Linked DNA regions of Homo sapiens: region 2 is linked to region 1. Evidence: chromatin loops called from intact Hi-C (ENCODE). Cell type or tissue: IMR-90. All regions are shown on one strand.

Region 1 (8,000 bases):
AGATATTTTGGTACAGGCATGCAATGCGTAACAATCACAACATGGAAAATCGAATATCCATCCCCTGATGCTTCTACTTCTTGTCCTTACTGGAGAAGACCTGTCTTCCAGTGTTGTGCTGTGTCTGAGTCCGATCACAGATCATTGTTGCTGGTTTTTTGTTTTTGTTGTTTTTTAGGAAACAGGGTCTTCCTCTTTCCCCCAGGCTGGAGTGCAGAAGCGCAATCATAGCTCACTGCAGCCTCCAACTCCTGGGCTTAAGCGATCCTCCCACCTCAGCCTCCTGAGTAGCTAGGACTACAGTCACGCACCATTATCCTTGGCTAATTTTTTAATTTTTTGTAGAGACAAGGTCCCACTTCTTTTCTAAGTACAACCCCTTGGCCTACATTCCTGGCACAGAAGCAATGAGCTGGTTAACGCTAATATCTTATTGTAATGGAGTCCTGGAGATCAAAGCCAGAGGATCAGGGGCAACAAACCTCCAAGAGCCTGAAAGGCATTTTTCCTTCCGGCACAATTTTGACCCCCATCCCTTGTTTGTTCAGACACTTCTTAGCTGTAGTATAATCCTCTGGCTCCAATTGCAGCCTAATGTCAAGAAAGAATTCATGCTTATTTATTAAACCTTTACAAAGAGTGGAGTTGAGTGGGATGAAAATTAAGAACATAATCAAATCAAAGGTTTAGCTGTTTTATCATGCATTCCATCATCCACATAGCCCAGGTCTGCTGATTGAGAGACAAGGGGAAAGAGATTGCCCCTCAAGCCATTGAGGCAACCTTGAAAAGGTGAGTAGGAGATCACTAAGTATGAAAAACAGCAGTGTTCAAAAGTACAGAGTTGTACAAAGTACCAAGTTGTAAAGAACAGATTTTGTTTGGAGGACATTAAGAAGCTGAAGGCTGGTATAATTTAGGCTGTGTTAGAGAATGCAGCCAGAGAGGCAGGTTGGGAATATATTATAAAGACTCTCTTCTACCGCACAAGAAATTTGGATTTTATCACATGAATGGAATTGTTAAGGAGGAGAGCTGAGAGTCCTTAAGTAGGAGAGCTGCTGGATCAGACTTTTATTTATAAATGACAGATTCTAGTAAAGGCTGGGAGACTGAAAGGTAAAGGATGATAGGCAGAAGGTATGGAGAGAAGGGGAGAACTGGCAGAACAGTGGGAGGGAGAGAGGGGTCGAGGCAGAGGAGAGAGTCAAGGTGAACGCTAAGATCCTGCCGGACGACTGGGTGGGTGGTAGTGCTATTAACAGAGACAGGGAATACAAAGTAGGCAGCAGGTTTGGCAGGGGAAACACATGCTTACTTCAAACCTGTTTAATGTAGCTGGGTGTTCTCCAGAAGACACCCAGGAGGTAGGGGACTTTAAAATAAGAGGTAGAGGCTAGGGACATTTAGCACAGGTGGGGACACACCTATAGATGGAGAATCAAAATGGACCCTATCGGCCAGGTGAGGTGGCTCACGCCTGTAATCCCATCACCTTGGGAGGCTGAGGCAGGTGGATCATCTGGGGTCAGGAGTTCGAGACCAGCCTGGCCAACATGGCGAAGCCCTGTCTCCACTAAAAATACAAAAATTAGCCAGATGTGGTGGTGTGTACCTGTAATCCCATCTACTCAGCAGGCTGAGGCAGGAGAATTGCTTGAACCCAGGAGATGGAGGTTGCAGTGAGCCAAGATGGCACTGCTGCACTATAGCCTGGGTAATAGAGTGAGACTCAGTCTCAAAAAAAAAAAAAAAAAAGGACAAGGAGCTAAGTGTGAACTTATGAGCTACCAACTAGAGAGAACTTAGAATGGGAGGTGATCCAAGCTGTGAGAGCACAGTAGATGGGAAAGCTTCAAGGAGGAGGTGTATGCAGACAGGCTCACTTGGCTCTCCTGCAGCACACAAACAGCCGTGGTGAAGGTGGAGAAAGTGCCTCAGATGGAAGCAACTGAAATCCTTCCTCCTTTGTTTGACTCTGCCCACTGCCTTACAGCTTCATCTCTAGTCCAGATCTGTTTTATCTTATTTCTTTACAGATGGGGTCTGGCTATGTTGCCTAGGCTGATCTGGAAGTCCTAGGCTCAAGCAATCCTCCTGCCTCAGCCTTCTGAATACCTAGGATTGTAGGTGGGATTGCTCCACCATACCCAGCTTCTAGTTCAAATCTAGCCCTCTCCCCCACAAGGGGAGTCAAGAACATGTGAGTAGGTTAGTCCACCTCTGGGCAGCTCAGTTGCTGCAACCTGGGAAGAAAAAAATATAGTCATATGTCACTTAACAATGAGGATACTGTAAACCAAAATTAAAATTCCAAGTCCCCCAACAGACTGAATGGACACCCCGTCTCAGCCAAGGGCCTTCCAAAGAAACCCAAATAGCTAGTCCAGGCCATGATAGGATGGGGTTGCTGGACATGCCTCATTATACACTCTCCCTTTTAAAGTTCACACACAGCTGATCACCATTAACATTAAAATAGAGATCTTAAGACTGACAGAAGTCTGGGCGCAGTGGCTCATGCCTGTATCCCAACACTTTGGAAGGCTGAGGCGGGGGGATCACCTGAGGTTGGGAGTTCGAGACCAGCCTGACCAACATGGAGAAACTCCATCTCTACTAAAAATACAAAATTAGCCAGGCATGGTGGCATATGCCTGTAATCCCAGCTACTAGGGAGGCTGAGGCAGGAGAATTGCTTGAACCCAGGAGGCAGAGGCTACGGTGAGCCGAGATTGCGCCATTGCACTCCAACCTGGGCAACAAGAGCGAAATTCTGTCTCAAAAAAGAAAAAAAAAAGATATTATAAACTATGTTATTATATATGTCTCATGAATATTACTTTTAGGAGCTAATTATTTTATTTGTTATGAAATAATTTATTTGAATAGATTATAATATATATGGTAAAAAAGTTCAAAATGCAAAAAAAGTACAGTTGTCCCTCCCCATTTACAGGGGATTGGTTCCAGGATCCCCTGAGGATACCAAAAACCTGTAGATGCTCAAGTCCCTTATATAAAATGGTGTAGTACATTCAGCATATACGGAGGGCCAAGAAGAAAGATGTCTCCTCGCGTTCCCATCCCTGTCTTCCAACCACCCAGCTCTCATCAAACAGTTCTAGTCTGCCGTGTGTACTTCCAGAGATATTTTGTGTATGCGCAAAACGAATTTACAACTACATATTCTTCCTTCTTCTCCCCCTAGTGGCAGCAGACTATGCACACTCTCTGCACCTTAGTTTTTTCACCTAGCAGTGTATCCTGGAGCCTGTTCCAGATTGCCTAATTAAAGCAGGCAATTGGAATAGCTTTTTATTAGAATAGCAATTTCTTTGCACACAACAAATGGTGGCTCTCCCAGGGGCATCCAGATCCTCCCTTGAGCCAAAATGACAGGAAGCAAGTGGCCCACCTACCACGTCTGCCCATGGAAACCAGAAATACAAACTCTGAGATTCCTGTCTCTTGCCCACAGCGTGGGGACGCTCAGGAGGCAGAATATCTCGTTAATAAATGGAGGCAGCATGTCCAGAGAAAACAAGACTGAAGAATGAACCCGAAATAAGGTTGCTTTCTGTCTTCTGCCCGCTGGCTTGTGCAAATCCAGGTGCTCTAGAAAACTGCCCCCCAATTCCCCAGCCTTCCATCTCTCAAGTGCCTCAAATGCAGATGGGCTGATCCAAGGATGTTGTGACCAGGGCCAATAAACATCCCCGTCCCCCATCGCCCTACCATCACCTTGCCATGGCATTTTCCTCCTGGGCTTCTAGAAATTTCCTAGTTAGCGAGACAGTCTCCTGCCCTCGCTCAATCCTCTAGCGTTTTAAGGTGTGTGTTGCCTTAAATCAGATCAACTAGCCCATGTTTTGAATACTCAGAAAGGCACTAAAAATCTAAGATTTGACATAATAATGATAATACTAACAGTCCTATAAAGAGGTGGATTGTTGAAGAGAAATGTGGATGGCAGCCTGAAGTATTTGTTGGGGACAAAGTTTTCCTATTTGCCTAAACTACTAAGAACCATCTCCGCTCCCACCTTGACCCCAGACAAATGGAAAGGGTGCATTTATCATGTTTAATGTGTTGAGGAGATCCTAAAAGCCACATTGTATGGCTCTGGGTTTCAAGGAACATATAATCCCCTATTTGCCAGGCACAGGGCCAGGCACTATGGACACAGAGAGGAGCAAGGCAGGGGCTCATGAACCAGGAGGTAAGATGAGACGTTGGCATGAAAAATCAACTAGACGGGGAGGGTTAATGAGTACAAAAAAAAAATAGAATGAATAAGACCTACTATTTGATAGCACAACAGAGGACTATAGTCAACAATAACTTAATTGTAAATTTTATTTTTTACGTATTTTTGAGATGGAGTCTCACTTTGTCACCCAGGCTGGAGTGCAGTGGTGCAATCCCAGGTCACTGCAACCTCTGCCTCCCAGGTTCAAGTGATTCTCCTGCCTCAGCCTCCCGAGTAGCTGGGATTACAGGGCGTCCACCACCACACCTACCTAATTTTTGTATTTTTTAGTAGAGATGGGGTTTTGCCATGGTGGCCAGGCTAGTCTCGAACTCCTGACCTCAGGTGATCTGCCTGCCTTGGCCTCCCAAAGTGCTGGGATTACAGGCGTGAGCCACTGCTCCCAGCCAATTGTACATTTTAAAATAACTAAGAGTGTAATTGGATTGTTTGTGATACAAAGATAACTGCTTGAGGGGATGGATAGCCCATTCTCCATGATGTGATTATTTCACATTGCATGCCTGTATCAAAACATCTCATGTACCCCATAAATATATACACCTACTACGTACCCACAAAAAATGTTTTTAAGTCAACTATACAAGAGATATCACTGGGTGATAAAGAAAGATTGCCAAAAGAATAACAGAGATTGACTTTTAAACGGTGGGTCTTGACTCATAGATAATAAAAGCGAGTTTGGTGGACAGTGGATATGACCAGAAGTTTTTTTTAATGGAGTAGAATAGAACGGAAAATATTAAGGCATACAGCACATACTTTGGATATTGTTTTGTAAAACCTTTGTTTTCAGTTTTTTGTCAAGTCACATATGTTCCAGTCATGATATGAAATATATTTTTTATTGTGGTTTACAGACACAAAGTTTGAAAACAACTGATATCACAGGAAGGAGTCACCAATGTAAATTTTAGAAACCTGGAAATAAATCCCTCAAAAGCACAGGATGTAGCACAGAGTAGGTGCTCCAAAAATGTTTATTGAGGCTGGGCACGGTGGCTCACCTGTAATCCCAGTACTTTGGGAGGCTGAGGCAGGCGAATCACTTGAGGTCAGGAGTTTGAAATCAGCCTGGCCAAGGTAGCGAAACCCTGTCTCTACTAAAAATACAGAAATCAGCTGGGCGTGGTGGTGCACACCTGTAATCCCAGCTACTCAGGAGGCTGAGGCATGAGAAACGCTTGAACCTGGGAGGTGAGGCTGCAGTGAGCCAAGATCATACCACTGCACTCCAGCCTGGCTGACAGAGCAAGACTATCTTTAAAAAAAAATGGTTATTGAGGCTGCACATGCTACAGGACTTTATTATAAGGCCTATTAAAGCAAGGTGGACTCAATGGCCCTGAATAAGTGAGGGGAAATTCTTGGTATCTATGTGGGGGCTGCTCAGGCAATGTATTTTATATCCGGAATTCCTCTACTTTCCTCTGAGTTAACTGCCAGCACTTGTCTAGGTCTTTCTGATCTCTGCTATGGACCAATGAAAAGGCCTCCAAACTGGTAGTCCCTCTTCCACTCCAGCCCTCCGTATCAGCCAGGAGTCTGTTCAGCTGTAACAGGAATCCCTACGTCAGTGGTTGAAACAAGTAGATTTATTTTTCTTATGTAACAAAAAGTCTGGATGTGGACAGACTAGAGCTTATATGGCTGCTCAAGAGTGTCATTTGAAAACCAAGCTCCTATATCTGCCTGCTGTGTGTGTGTGTGTGTGTGTGTGTGTGTGTGTGTGTGTGTGTATATGTATATTGGCATGAAACTTTCACCCTCATGGTTGCAAGATGGCTGCTTCACCTCTAGGCATTGTATCCTTTTCCCAGGCAGGAAAAATGAGAAAGGGTATAGGACAAAGGCACACACCTTTTATCAGTGAAACAATAGCCATCACTGAGACTACGAAAGTCCTCTCAGTAGACTTCCAATTATATCTCATTAGCCACTTATACTATCACTTGGCCACCCCTGTGGCAAGGAAATAAGTCAATTTGCATTTTTGGCTGAACACATTGCTGCCTTCAACAAAATCAGAGTTTTGTTAGTAAAGAATTGATATCTGGGCAGGGCATGGTGGCTCACACCTGTAATCCCAGCACTTTGGGAGGCCAAGGCAGATGGATTACCTGAGGTCAGGAGTTCAAGACCAGCCTGGCCAACATGCTGAAACTCCATCTCTGCTAAAAATACAAAAATTAGCTACGTGTGGTGGCGCAGCCCTGTAGTCCCAGCTGTTCAGGAAGCTGAGGCAGGAGAATCACTTGAATTCAGGAGGCGGAGGTTGCATTAAGCTGAGATCGTACCACTGACTCCAGCCTGGGCGACAGAGCGAGACTCAGTCTCAAAAAATTAAAAATTAAAATAAAATTTAAAAAAACAATTGATATCTGGAAGTGTCTGCCACATCCCCTTCAATACAGTCTCTGCTTCAAACCCTTCAATGGTTTTCCACTGCTTTTAAGAGTAAATCTGAAATCTTTAAAGTTATCCTAAGTGAAATGACACAGAAAAACATTTTTTAAGTAAAAATAAAAATTAAAAAAAAAAAAAAATAGGCCAGGTGTAGTCGCTCATGCCTGTAATCCCAGTACTTTGGGAAGCTGAGATGGGAGGATCACTTGAGGCCAGGAGTTCGAGACCAGCCTGGGCAACATAGTGAGACTCTGTCTTTATAATAATAATAATAAATAAAAATGGATCCCTTAAAGTTACTCTATGGACTGAATTGTGTCCCCCAACCCCACAAAAAAAAAATTCACACGTTGAAACCTTAACTCTCGGTACCTCAGAATGTGACTGTCATTGCATATAGGGCCTTCAATGAAGTAATTAAGCTAAATGGGAGTCTTTATGGTGGGCCCTAATCCAACCTGACTGGACCCCTATAAAAAGAGGAGATTAGGACATACAGAGAGATACTAGGGATGTGCAGGCACAGGGAAAAGACCATGTGGATGAGGCAGGAGAATAGGGTCTGGAGGCAGGGAAGCTAAGGCCAATTCACGCTGACTTTCTAGAACTAAATCAAAAGGAAGACCTCAACTTTCCACACCTAAGTAACAAAAGGACTGGAAGCTACTCCCTTTGCAAACTGCCCCCCACTTTTTATGCGTGGCAGATGGAATATTGAAAGTACCTCTGATTGGTTGCTTTCTGAAACCAATCAGATGTTTGCATAGGAGTGTAACTTGTAACTTCACTTCAGCTTCTGATTGGTTGCTTACCACAACCATTCAGACTGATTGCAGGCCTTGTCTTCCTTTGCATAAAAGCGTAACTTTGTAACTTCATTTTAGTCTCTGAATGGTTGCTTTCCACAACCAATCAGACGTTTGCAAATGGTGTAACCTTTGTAACTTCACTTCACTGATTGCGGGCCACTACTTCATTTGCATGGGTTGTACACCAAGTGACCAATGGAAAACCTCTAGAGGATATTTAAACCCCAGAAAATTCTGTAGCTGGGCTCTTGAGTCCCTGTGCTTGGCCTGCTCCAACCCTGTGGAGTGTACTTTTGTTTGCAATAAATCTCTCTTTTTATTGCTGATTCTTTCTTGGCTTTGTTTGTCCATTTTGTCCAATTCTTTGTTCAGAATGCCAAGAACCTGGACACTCTCCGACGGTAACATGGAGACACTGAGAGAAGGTGGCCATCTGTAAGCCAAGGAGAGAGACCTTAGAAGAAACCAAACCTGCCAATACCTTGATCTTGGACCTCCAGCCTCCAGTCATG
Region 2 (8,000 bases), 530 kb before region 1:
ATAGTTGTACCTGAAGAGTGAGGATTGAAAGCAAATCCCATGGCAATAAAGAGAGGACAGGAATTAGTCCTCCTGCCACTCAGCTCACTTTTTGCATCTCTTTGCCTCCCATTCAGCTGTGTGCCCACAAGTGCATGTAGACGATGACACAACAGTCAGCCAGGCCTTGAAAAAATATTTTCGTTTTCTGACCGGCTGAAGAGCATGTTGTGTGGCACATCCAATTTCATAACTGTGGAAAAATTGCAAGAAAGAAAGGGAAAAAATGGTGAGCATTTTTTTTTTTTTTGGAGATGGAGTCTCGCTCTTGTCGCTGAGGCTGGAATGCAGTGGCGCAATCTCAGCTCACTGCAACCTCCACCTCCCAGGTTCAAGCGATTCTCCTGCCTCAGCCTCCTGAGTAGCTGGGATTACAGGCACATGCCACCACGCCCAGCTAATTTTTGTACTTCTAGTAGAAAGGGGGTTTTGCCATGTTAGCCAGGCTAGTCTCGAATACCTGACCTCAGGTGATCCACCCGCCTCAGCCTCCCAAAGTGCTGGGATTACAGGCCCGAGCCACTGCGCCCGGCCAAACATTTTTTAAATAATAAAAAGTTGCGATATTTATTTACAGGTTTTTTGGGTAGGCTCTTGTTCATTTTTATAAGGTCTGATCACTTTAGCTGATGAGGTCTCCTTTTCTGCAGAGCCAATGAGCAGAGGACATACACAGCCTGAAAAGGACAAGGACAGGGAAAGGGAGAGACGGAGGGAGGAGGGAAGGCCAGCCGGAAGTTAGAAGTTGAGTTTTCTGTTGCGTCAGAAAACAGAGCAAGGGTCGTTGTGCAGCAGGTGGGTAAGTTTGATACCAAGTGGGAGAAGACTGTCAAAGAGCATTCATTTGGCAGGGAGTGGAGAGGTATCTTTCTGTAGGCTGTTAAGTATATTTGGTGGAAAACTGCTGGCCCCATCTGTGTGAAAGGGGAGCATTTCAAAATGCATGCTGTCCTGATCCCATTGGATTGGGTACAAGGTGCAAGAGAAAGTGAATTCATGCTCTCCGAAACTTGTTTTAGAACATAATTTATGTAAACTGACTTTAGGCACAGTGAGCCCTCAGTGAATGTGGTTGAAATGCGACATGGATCCAAAGTAGGAATTTTTAAATCCAGACATAATCCCTTTTCTCTCTCTGGTATTTGAAGTATGCTGTGTACTAGCCTTGCATAGAATAACCCTCTGGGATTTCTTCTTTTTCACTTGCTTGCTCTTTTACGACACCTGCTCTGCAGCCTCCTGCAAACCCCCAGTTGCTCCTGTGCAGTCCTCTGGACTGCGTTCTTCCTGCCCCTGCAGTCAAGGCATCATCTCAATCAGTTTAATGATGAGAGGAGACTGGTTTTCTTTCTCATTGTGTTAGGTGAATTAAGAGTTCTTCTTACAGCTAAAAGCAATATTGCCCGGCCCGTTGGATAAATGCTCTGCAGGCTAAGGTCTAGTTTAGCGAGCCTTGCTGGTTCAACTACATCACAAACCAGATGGTCATGGCTACCTTTGTTGCAGGCATAGTGCCCAGAGGGAATTAAGTCCTCCAAATGACCTAAAATTAGGTAGAAAATGTCACTCTGACCTTTTTTCAATGTGTTTTAAACTTGGGCTTGCTTTCTTTGCTTAAAAAAAAACACTTTTATTTTTTAAAATTAGGAAATAGTCAAATGGAACAAAATTATAAAAGTTTAAAAGGTGAAAACTTCCTCCCACTCCTCTCCCCCAGCTTAATTCCATCCTCAAAGGCAACCAGTGTAGCAATGTCTGTATATCCTCCACACGGTTTATACATATACAAGCAGATATGCACACAGAAACACACATTCTCCTCTCGTTTTTTACACAAAATAGCAGCATAGTATGCACACTGCTCTGCGCCTGGCTTTTAAAAAAAACTCAATATATCTTAGAGATCATTCCATATCAGTTACTAAGATTTATTTCTTCATGTATTCCAAGCACACACGAAGCAGCCCACATTATGATAATTTCTCTTTCCTCAATACTTGGCAGTTGATTTTCATCTGTGTTTTCCCCTTGCTGGTGAATGATTTCTACCACAGGATGGTCCAATCACATTCTTTGAATTGCCTTCCAGATAAAATATCTTAATAAGCATTAGTGCTTTTGCCTGGAGGATAAGTAAACAATTTTATGTGATTAGGGCTTTGCAAGCACATTGGTGTCTCACTGTTAATTTAAACCACATCTTGAATGAGGTCCCTTAAGGTCATAAAGTGAGGACTCCAAGAATTTATCTGTCTTCTAAGGCTATAGCATGTTTTCTCTTGTTCCAGAAACTAGAATGAACCGAAGCATTCCTGTGGAGGTTGATGAATCAGAACCATACCCAAGTCAGTTGCTGAAACCAATCCCAGAATATTCCCCGGAAGAGGAATCAGAACCACCTGCTCCAAATATAAGGAACATGGCACCCAACAGCTTGTCTGCACCCACAATGCTTCACAATTCCTCCGGAGACTTTTCTCAAGCTCACTCAACCCTGAAACTTGCAAATCACCAGCGGCCTGTATCCCGGCAGGTCACCTGCCTGCGCACTCAAGTTCTGGAGGACAGTGAAGACAGTTTCTGCAGGAGACACCCAGGCCTGGGCAAAGCTTTCCCTTCTGGGTGCTCTGCAGTCAGCGAGCCTGCGTCTGAGTCTGTGGTTGGAGCCCTCCCTGCAGAGCATCAGTTTTCATTTATGGAAAAACGTAATCAATGGCTGGTATCTCAGCTTTCAGCGGCTTCTCCTGACACTGGCCATGACTCAGACAAATCAGACCAAAGTTTACCTAATGCCTCAGCAGACTCCTTGGGCGGTAGCCAGGAGATGGTGCAACGGCCCCAGCCTCACAGGAACCGAGCAGGCCTGGATCTGCCAACCATAGACACGGGATATGATTCCCAGCCCCAGGATGTCCTGGGCATCAGGCAGCTGGAAAGGCCCCTGCCCCTCACCTCCGTGTGTTACCCCCAGGACCTCCCCAGACCTCTCAGGTCCAGGGAGTTCCCTCAGTTTGAACCTCAGAGGTATCCAGCATGTGCACAGATGCTGCCTCCCAATCTTTCCCCACATGCTCCATGGAACTATCATTACCATTGTCCTGGAAGTCCCGATCACCAGGTGCCATGTAAGTGATCTTTACCTCCTCTGGGCATTCTGGGCTGGGTGACTGAAGAAACAAGGGCCTCACATCAATGCTTCGTGTCACTAGGCTGGCATGAACAGGTCAGAATGCAGGGAGGGCATTCTGCTTCTCTTAGGGGCTTTCCATGTGTGGCTGGATTTGCAAAGGGCCTGCAGAGAATGCTTTTTCTTAGCCTAAAGCCTGTCCCACTTGGAGTCTCCTTCTCTAGGGACCTTTAAGGACAAAATGGGTTCCTCTGTCTGGGTTAGTTTAACAAACCTGCCTAGAAGCAGAGAGATGACCAAAATGATTTCTAGAAAATGTATTTTTTGTTCTAATCTTTGGGCATATGGGTTCTTCCTTCTCGTCATCTTTCTTCCCCATCTTAGACTTGGCAGAGAAAGGGCTTTTAGTCAAAAACAAAGCAAAACAAAACAAAAAACCAGAAGGTGCCCAGAATGTCATTGAGACTCTGGGATTCGGGCCATTACATGAAAATGAAGTTGTTTCTGTGATTTTGCTGCTTAAATCCTTTTGGACACTTGAGCCATCCACAGCTACCCTACATTCCAGCCACTCTAAGACTGGCAGTCCCCCTACTTGTCGCGATGGTTCACATCTCCATGCGTTTGCCAGGCTCTTCTCTCTCTTGGGGATGTTCTTCCCCTTCTGGTGTGTTTGACCCAGTTTCAATACACCTTTTAAAAAAACTGCTTTATCGAGATCTAATATACATACTGCAAGGTTTACCCTTAACCCATTTTAAATAAAAAATTCAATAAGTTTTAGTATATTTACAGAGTTATGCAACCACCATCATACACATTTTTTGAGACTTAGCTCAAGTGTCCCTCTGGAAACCTCCCCAGATCACGTTCTCCTTCAGGGCCTCTGTCTCCCTCCTGCTCTGGCCCTGTTGGGACACCTAACACCAGCATGGCATCTAATTATGTACGTGTCTCCTCTCCTTCTAGACTGCAAGTTTTTATGCATCTGCAAATGCAAACGTGTACTTTCAATTCATAATTCCCCAGGATTTAAGCACAGTGTCTGGCACATACTAGACTCTCAATAAACTACTTCCGAAATAATAATATGTATCAGTGCAGGAAGCATCTCTGAAAGTGATAAGTCTTAGGTTGAGATAAAAGGTTCTATCACCATTTTTTTTTTCCTACTACCATTCTTGATGTTAAATCTCCGCTGAGGCCACTGGAAAATAACAAAAGGGCTTTACAGATGAAACACAGGGCTGTGAGGCCTGATATTTTTCTTAGCAAATAAACACTGGACAGAAAGTAGTTCAGAGTGTAAGAAGTGCCTGACCAAAGGCCTGATGCGCAGCTTTAAAATAAATTATAGAAATAATTACAAATGCTGTAATCAACCATAATTTACATATTAGTACATGTATACTAAGTATAAAGCTTCCTAAAGTGAAGAGAGCAACACAGTAATTCATAACTCAAAAAAGAAAAAAACAAAGAGGAGATAGAGAAATGTAACTTAGAAGATGCTTGGAAGAAATAGGTAAGAATGAGTGTGAGATCAGGAATGAGGGCAGGGGCTGGGGAAGCAGGAGGGTGTAAGGAGAATGGGGCCTTGGGCTGGAGCGGGAGAAAGAGCCTCTGATGCCTAAAACTGGGACGTGGTGTATAAATGCTGGGAAGTCAACAGAGTGGGAGTGCATGGATGCCACCCCTGCTCTAAGCGCCCAGTCATAGGGTGGGTGTGGTGGTGGATTCCCTTAAGTATGAATCACTGAGAACTGAATGTTGGCAAGGTCAAGGCTGTATTTCTCAGTGATTGCCAGGTTTAAAAGGAGTAATTTGTGAGAATAATACCATAAACTACTTTTTAACATTCTGTTATCTGTATTTAAAGGTAAGTTTTCACCAGGCACGGTGGCTCACCCCACTTTGTAATCCCAGCACTTTGGGAGGCCAAGGTGGGTGGATCACTTGAGATCAGAAGTTTGAGACTAGCCTGGCCAACATGGTGAAACACTGTCTCTGCTAAAAATACAAAAAGAATTAGCCAGTTGTTGTGGCGGGCGCCTGTAATCCCAGCTACTCGGGAGACTGAGGCACAAGAATTGCCTGAACCTGGGAGGCAGAGGTTACAGTGAGCCGAGACTGCACCTGGGCGATGACACAGTGAGACTCCATCTCAAAAAAAAAAAAAAAAAAGATAATTTTTCTGATCATTATAATATTTGGTCACTCCCAAAATTAAAATATGCCCAGAAGTTCAAAAAAGAAAAGAAAAAGTTTTCATATTTCTGCCACCCAAATAGAATTCCTTATTAGGGTTTTGACATATCAATTTTCAGTGTTTTTTTCTTTGCATATATTTTTAATCTAAAATTAAAATAGTTTTCAGTGACATTGAGTACTTATTCCAGAATCATTTAAAACTGCTTCATTGTATTTCATCAGACGCATCTACCAAATTGTTATGAACCTATTCTTTATTGTTGGACATTTAAAATAGTTTCCAGTTTTCTGATCCAATAAGCAATGCTATGGCAAGCATTGCATACATATGTTTTTAACTGCACTTCCGATTAACTCCTTAGATTAATGCGAAGAACTGTGAATACTTAAGGCTTTGTGATACAGTCCCAAGCAGCTGACTCTGACTACTAACAAGGGAAAGCCTCATTGTGATAGACAAAAAAAGCACTGACTCAATGTTATAATGAAGGTCCCAGGACCTTCTGGAAAATACTTCCCACGGAAAATACTTTTCCTGTTGTTGGAGCTGAAACAGCGCCATTGGCAATCCAGTCTTTGGAGGTGAGCGTTGTCCCATTGGGGCAGGCTCCTTTAAAAGGCAAACACTCCTGACTGGGAACACTTTTTGTCCCTATTGCCCCAGGACCTGCTTTCTTTCATCATTTCACCATCCCCTTGCTCTCTGTATTATTTCCTTCTGTTAGGGGGTTGGGGAGAGACATCTAGGATCCTTGGGGCGAAAAGAGGTGTTGAAAGGCAGAGGGGAGAGAATGGGGATAGGAGAGGGGAATAATTCACAGAAGATACACAAATAGCCAATATGAAAATTAAACCAAGCTCAATATCATTAGATTTAAGAAGTGCAAAATTCTTAAAGATACCTTTTCCTTGATTAGTTGTGCAAAAATAAAAACTTTGGACAACATCCAGTGTTAGTGGAGTTAGAGAGAAATGAATATTCCCAATCACTCTTGATAGGAGTGTAAATTGGTGCAATCTCCCAGAAGGCAATTTCACTATCACAGTTTTATATGTGCTTCCTCTTTGGCCCAGCAGTTTCACTTATAGGAATCTGTCCTATAGAAACATTAAACAAGCATATACAAATACAAGAACAAGAATGTTTATTAAAGCATTGTTGCATTAGAGTAAAAACAAAAACAATTACAATGCCTATCAATAAGGGGCCAGATAAGTCATTTGTGATTTATGTATACTATGGACTACTAGGCCCATGTTGCACTGAATACACATTCTGACATCAAAAAGATTAAGTTGAAAGGCAAGAGCTGCAGTGATGATCCCATCCATGTTTATTTTTTAAAAACTATATAGGTTTATATATACATATTAAGTCTAGAAGGATCTAGTGGTGATCTTGGTGGGGAGGGGAGCAGGGAATTAAGAGGAGACAGGTATATTTTCCTTCTAATTTCATATACTTTTGTTGATTTTTAAAAATAGCAAACGGCCGGGTGCAGTGGCTCACACCTGTAATCCCAACACCTTGGGAGGCAGAGGAGGGCAGATCACTTGAGGTCAGGAGTTCAAGACCAGCCTGGCCAATATGGTGAAATGTTGTCTACTAAAAATACAAAAATTAGCCAGCCATGGTGGTGGGCACCTGTAATCCCAGCTACTCGGGGAGGCTGAGGCATGAGAATCACTTGAACCCGGAAGGTGGAGGTTGCAGTGAGCTGAGATCGCGCCACTGCACTCCAGCCTGGTCAACAGAATGAGACTCAGTCTTAAAAACAAAAACAAAAACACATAGAAAACATAAAAATAAAAATAGCAAACAGGTATTACTTCTATAATTAAGAAATGAGTAAAAACTGAAAAGAACAAAGGGAAACAGCACATATAGAAGGCAAGCTCGCCCCAATTCACCTTGCATGTCCCTTGGCCCTGGCTCCCATCTAACCACAGAGAAGAGGGTCAGGGTTGCCAGTGCTGATGGGTTTTTTGCAGGGCATTGTAGCCCTAGAATATTTATGAGGCCTCCAGCAGCAATGAGTCCCACGAAGGTTGCTGTGAGGATTAAATGAGATAATGTATTAAAGGCACTAGGAAAGTGGCTGGCTGGTGGTAAGCCCTCAATACTAACAGCTTTTAGTTATTATTGTTATTATTTAAAAGCATCCTGTAGCCCAGTTCTGCAGGGTGCTCCTCTACTTCCAGATCCCACTCACTGGCACAGATTTTAAGCATTCATGGCAGGTGTACAAATGCTTAGTTTCATGTCAGGGCTATAACTGCACTTAATTGCTAACAAAACCACTTCAAAAGAGCTGTTCACCTAAGGGATGCTTGTGCAGTTGGAAACCATGGCTACGTGGCTCTACTCAGCTTTAGAAGAGCATTACTTCCTTACCCATTAATGAATATATAAATAAATAATGATCACCATGCAAATGGCATATCTAAGCTTTTTGCAAGTTAAAGCAAAAATGGTTATTGGTCGCCCCTTTCATGTAAAAAAAAAAAGTTTTCAAAGTAGGTGGAAATAAGAAAGGGAATAAGTCTACGTTTTCTCCTCACCCCACCCCCTGGAGAAGTCGGCCTCCTGCTGCCTCCGAATCCTTCCACTGAAGGTCGCCAG

Evidence for each region. Peaks named below come from ENCODE experiments on the same cell type or tissue, not always from the same donor. Only the 100,000 strongest peaks of a DNase experiment are listed, where the experiment ranks them.
Region 2: it touches region 1 in a loop (11-fold over the local background); 1 of 110 quality-filtered maps calls a loop at or near these places.

Annotation. Positions count from the first base shown.
Region 1 is chr6:111,052,691-111,060,690 of GRCh38, reverse strand. No RefSeq gene overlaps it. Among named protein-coding and RNA genes, the nearest start is that of SLC16A10, 31 kb to the left of the region's middle. RefSeq lists a silencer at 3,167-3,316. In IMR-90, a CTCF peak has its summit at 3,205 (motif pointing left); no DNase peak of the experiment used is centred here; H3K27me3 peaks cover 1,629 bases.
Region 2 is chr6:111,586,422-111,594,421 of GRCh38, reverse strand. TRAF3IP2 (TRAF3 interacting protein 2) reads left to right here. Exons shown (of 9, transcript NM_147686.4): 2 at 2,328-3,164. The coding sequence starts at 2,336. It also overlaps TRAF3IP2-AS1. Among named protein-coding and RNA genes, the nearest start is that of TRAF3IP2, 15 kb to the left of the region's middle. RefSeq lists an enhancer at 2,530-3,225. In IMR-90, no CTCF peak of the experiment used is centred here; DNase peaks (open chromatin) are centred at 2,801 and 4,881; H3K27ac peaks cover 5,085 bases.